Linked DNA regions of Homo sapiens: region 2 is linked to region 1. A link is a loop called in an ENCODE intact Hi-C map of the cell type or tissue named here. Cell type or tissue: MCF 10A. All regions are shown on one strand. Region 1 overlaps RASA3 (RAS p21 protein activator 3). Region 2 overlaps RASA3 (RAS p21 protein activator 3).

What was found. A loop is a pair of places that touch in the nucleus more often than their neighbours do. Peaks named below come from ENCODE experiments on the same cell type or tissue, not always from the same donor. Only the 100,000 strongest peaks of a DNase experiment are listed, where the experiment ranks them.
Region 2: it touches region 1 in a loop (13-fold over the local background); 9 of 110 quality-filtered maps call a loop at or near these places.

Annotation. Positions count from the first base shown.
Region 1 is chr13:114,063,861-114,066,360 of GRCh38, reverse strand. The region is part of intron 2 of RASA3 (RAS p21 protein activator 3); the gene reads left to right. Among named protein-coding and RNA genes, the nearest start is that of RASA3-IT1, 45 kb to the left of the region's middle. RefSeq lists a silencer at 1-52 and enhancers at 583-812, 1,173-1,232, 1,980-2,499. In MCF 10A, no CTCF peak of the experiment used is centred here; DNase peaks (open chromatin) are centred at 500, 1,040, 1,720 and 2,160.
Region 2 is chr13:114,014,747-114,017,246 of GRCh38, reverse strand. It overlaps RASA3 (RAS p21 protein activator 3), which reads left to right. Exons shown (of 24, transcript NM_007368.4): 12 at 1-10; 13 at 976-1,050; 14 at 1,915-2,038. Among named protein-coding and RNA genes, the nearest start is that of C13orf46, 42 kb to the right of the region's middle. In MCF 10A, no CTCF peak of the experiment used is centred here; a DNase peak (open chromatin) is centred at 1,526.

The DNA of each region.
Region 1 (2,500 bases):
TGGAGAGCCCCTTTTCCCACCAGGGCCTCACTGAGGGTTTGGGGTTTGAGGTGTCTCAGCTGCTGCAGGGGACCCGGTGTCTGGTTGTGCCTCCTCCTGAGAGTCACTGCTGCAGTCACACATCGTGGCCGGGCCCTAAAGACCCAGCCGATTTTCATTTGTTTGTAAGGATGGTGGTTCTTTTTTGGGGGGTATGGGGTGGGAGAGAGGAAAGAGCCTCATGTGCAGGAGAGGCGGGAGCCGAGGCCACAGTGTCCCGGGGTGCTGCGTGCAGTGGTGTGTGGCGTGTGGTGTGTGGCGTGCCTGGCGACCACAGAGCCCATGAGCCGAGGGGCAGCTCCTCGGTGCCCCTGAACAGATGGGGAGACTGAGGCTCGGGGAGGTGAGGTGGCTCACCACGGCCGCTGCAGCTGTGAGTCTCAGCCCAGCCCGCCTGCTTTCCTCACTGAGTCTTTGGGTTCCGTTTGAAGACTCACAGCTCTATTTGCCAACATTTCAAAATAACCCCACCCATCTTGAACCACAGGAGGCTGCAACCCAGTGTGTGTGGGGCTTCCGCTGAGACCTGCCGTGCTGGGTGGTGAGTGGGCTGTGAGCTGACCACGGACCCCTGCCCTCCAGCCTCTGACCTCTGGGAGCCAGGGCTGTGTGACCCTGCAGTGCTGGGTGGCGGGTGGGCTATGAGCTGACCGCGGACCCCCATTCTCCAGCCTGCGGTCTGTGGGAGCCAGGGCTGTGTGGCCCTGCACTGGCCATGTGCTTCTGATGGGTGTGTTTTGCCTCCTGTCCTTTGCGGAGATGGAGCATTTTCCCTGGCCAAGTTGCCCCTTCTCTGTGGGGCGCCTCTGAGGATGAGTCAGGCAGTGACTCAGGACCGCAGAGCTCAGCCCAGAGGCTGGCTTGGGAGCCCCAGGGCTGCTTCGCAGACCCGGTTTGGGGTTTGGTTCCTCTTCACGCAGCCTTTACCCTCTACCCCGAGGCTGGGGCAGCCCTGGCAGCTCCCGGCTCCCCCCAGCGTTTGGGAAATGGGCCCCGAGCCTGCGGCAGAGCACAGAGCTGGGAAACCAGGTTTATTTTCTTATGATCACGTGATGGGAGCAGCCGCAGGCGGGATGGGGCAGCGCCAGCCTTGCGCAGATGCTGGGAAGTGACTCAGGGAGGAGAAGGCGGGGGTTTCTCTGCTGGTCCCAGCTGAGCCCCTGCTCCAGGCTCCAGGAGGAGGAGGAATTCAGTTCAGATGGTTTCCCCTCATCAGAGCCACTACTTAAAGGTCAACTCTGTTTTCTGCAAGAGGTTTTTTCTTTTTTCCCCGTGAAAGTTTGCTTGATTCTGTGAAACTTCATTTGCACTTCTTCCAGAAATGACTGAGGGAAAGGAGACTTTGCCAGGGTCTCTGCCTCAGAGGGAGAGGCTGCTGCGTGCGTTAATTTCCTTAGGCCACATGGCAGGATTTCAGGCGAGCCTGGTCCTCTCAGGCCGCACTTTTTCTTTATTTGGAAAGAGAGTTCCAGAGCCCTCGGGCGGTGAGTGGGGGCCGCCTGGGCCAGGCATTCATCCCGCATCTGACTGCTGCTGACCTCGGCTGGAGACAAAGCCGGCCTGTCCAAGAGATACCCCGAGGTTAAGCTGCTGATGGGAAGGGGGGCACCTGGTGGCTGTGTGGCCCCTTTGAGTCCATCAGAAAGAAGAGATTGTCCGGCACAGGCCACCGAACAGGATGGGGGATGGGAGGAATGCCCTAGCGTTCAGCCGGTTTCATTTTTCTTTTGGAATACGCTTCAAACTCTGCTGCCCAGGAAGGAGAAAGCACAAACCTTCCTGCTGATGAAAGAAAATGGGTGCCCCCACCATGAGACCCACGGACAGCGGGGGGCTGTCCGTGGGCCTGGGCTTTGCACCTGGGAGTGTTGGTGCTGTGTGGAGGGAACTGACCCTGTCCTCAGGCTGAGCCTGGAGTCCCCACAACAGCATAGGGGGGAAAGCTGCTGTCCTCAGACTCCGCGTGGCCTCCAGTGATGGTGCTGTGGCCACTTCCTGCCGGGTGCTCACCGTGGGTTCTGGGTGGGGCTGGGAGGACATGGGGCGTAGGCCATTCTGCCCACGAGGTGACGTGATCGAGGTGGACGTGGCTGGCCTCGCAGCCTCTGCTCCTGCAGGTCCTGGGACGCTGTGTCCATCTGCTGGAGCTCATTTCAGAGTTGGCTGATCACAGGTCCATAGTCACCCACTGGTGACAAATTTAACAAATTTGTGGGGGTTTTTTTAGTTCAAAAAAGATCCTCCTTAAATGTTGTGAAATAATATGTCTTTTAAGTTGCAACACACATTCAGAAGTTCCCGGAGGGTTAAATCCTGAGCATGAAAAGATGGTCATTCTAATAGAAAACAGGCCCAGAGCATTTCAAGAAAAAATGAGATTTAAAACTGCTCATAAAAAGATGGACATTCCACCTCACCAATGAGCCAGACATTTAAAATTTAAGCAGGTTTTTGCCACCGG
Region 2 (2,500 bases), 49 kb after region 1:
CATCGAGGAGGTGAGCACGGGGCCGAGAGTCCTCAGCCTCACGAGGCGTGGGGAGGATTTCCCCCAACAGAGGGCACTGCACTGGGATCCAGCCAGACCACGAGCTGGGCTTGAATGTCGGCCCCTCTGGCCTCGCCACGGGGATGCTGATTCATTCACTTTTATCAAGAGGATGTTCCCTGTGTACTCCAGAACCTTCCAAATTCTCCCAAATTAAAACTATACATAAGAAAATCCACCACTCCACAAAGGAGAACATGCAAGAAAAGCCTGGCTCTTCCCAGGGAGACCTTCTTTCTCCACATGTCCTGCAGTCCCCTGTGTTTGGGCCCTGGCTGCGTGGCATGTTTGAGCTGCACGCCCAGTCCTCACCCGACCCTCTGATGCCCGCACACCCACTCCTCACCTGACCCTCTGATGCCCGCCAGGCTGTGCCCCCCGTTTATGAGCGGGTTTGTAAACAGGTTCTTTGCAAATGTGAGAAAATTGAACATAGCATTCTGGTTTGCTCTGTGGGCAAAATCATGGCAGCATTTTGAAGTAAAAATATTATTAAAGCCCTGTGAGGCCTAGTCCGTGTGGGCTGGTGCACATCACTCCTGAGAAAGCCCGATTCGTCTGATCGCGGGCGCACATCGCTCCCTGAGAGAGCCCGGCTCGTCTGATCGCGGCCATGGACTGGGCCCCGTGCCTAGTGTTTGCGCCTGACCTCTCACTTGTCCCTCCGCAGCCAGTGACACAGGCCCAGGGTTGCCCCCTTGCAGCTGAGGCTCGGGACGACACCACCCCACGGTGGCCCTGCAGTCCGGCCTCACCGTGCCCCTCCGTGCCAGTGGCCGGGTTCGGGGAGCTGTCGTGGCATTTTCTGGATGAGGCTCAGGGTCTACATCTCAGCCAGGCCTGAGACCCCTTCCACCCTCCCTGCCTGTGCCCCCAGAACCCACTCACAGAGCCCTGTCTTAAACCTCTCCCCAGATATGCCAGAGCCACAAACCCTGTGAAATCGACCCTGTGAAGTTGAAAGACGGAGAAAACCTTGAAAACAACATGGTAGGTTTTGTTCATGAACCAACCAAAGCCAGTCACCTGCTTGGGGTTTTTCAGCCGATGGCTGCCTGGAAGCTCTGACTCACCCCGTGACCCCGGTTGGGGTGGGAGCAGGACCAGGCGTGGGGATACCCGCCTCACCCGGCTGCAGTACGCTGGCTGCACTACTGGGAGGCCTCAGCCACCACCTTTGGCCTGGCCTGTGTGCCGGGCTCTGCGTCCCCTGGGGGGTCCCGGCCAGCTCTTCCTCCCCTGGAGTGATCCGGTCTGCATGCCCCAGCTCTGCCCCCCCGGAGGGTCTGCCCTGCACACCCTGCTCTGCCTCCCCTGGACAATCCTGACCAGCTCTGCCTCCGCCCCGGCTCCTCCTTCCCTTGGGCAATGGCTCCTGCCCCTCCCTTTTCCTAGGACAGGATGGCCTCCCTGCCTCCCCAGGCTGTCCCCAGAGCTGTGTACTGCGTTTTAAAACAGCAAAACTCCCTGATGTTGAACTTGCTCCAACATTTTAGTCACTTCACATGATACTTCTTGCAGAGCGTGCTGTTTCGTCATTTCTGTATGTAAATGACAGAGCTCTTTGCCTTGGGCAGGCACATTCTAGTGAACGTCCATTCCCCACTCAGTAAACGAGGTCGGGGCCGAGCCGGGGAGCCGACGTGGTGCCTGTGTAGTGATTTTCACGCGTGAATTGCCACAGCTCCCAGCACAGATTTCCAGGGAGTGGCTGTTCACACGTGTCTCACTGCCGCAGCTGCCCTGCGCCCGCCCTCAGCCCCTCCCCACGCGCCCCTCCCTGGGCGTGCCCTGGTGCTACACGCACCTGTGGGCAGCCTCGGGAGTGGGTCCCAGTGCCGTGTCCCGTTGCAGGAGAACCTACGGCAGTATGTGGACCGCGTCTTCCACGCCATCACTGAGTCTGGGGTGAGCTGCCCGACCGTCATGTGTGACATCTTCTTCTCCCTCCGGGAGGCGGCGGCCAAGCGCTTCCAGGGTGAGTGCCCTGAACACCCTCATGTTGCTGAGAAACTGCCATAGCGCTGTGCAGGGTGACTCCCACCCAGGCAGAACCCCCCGCAGCCCTGGCTAGACTAGAACTGCGGGGTCGTGAACCCCAGTTCCGATGCTGGATTTTTCCGGGGTTTGTGCCCGGGCCAGTGTTCCCTAGTTCACAACCGCAGTGGTCTCTGGGGGACCCCAGCCCTGGAGTTCACCTCCACAGTAGTCTCCAGGGGACCCCAGCCCTGGAGATCACCACCGCAGTGGTCTCTAGAGGGGCCCAGCCCTGGAGTTCACGACCACAGTGGTCTCTGGGGGGGCCGGGAAGGGTGGCCAGGCTTTGTCGGGGTGGAATGTGAATTTTCCTGATGTGGACCCCTGGGTTTTCCCAGTGGTTTCTTTTTGTGGCCGACCCTGGCAGGGCCCAGAGTGGTGTTGGGGGCTCTGCCTGCCCGTG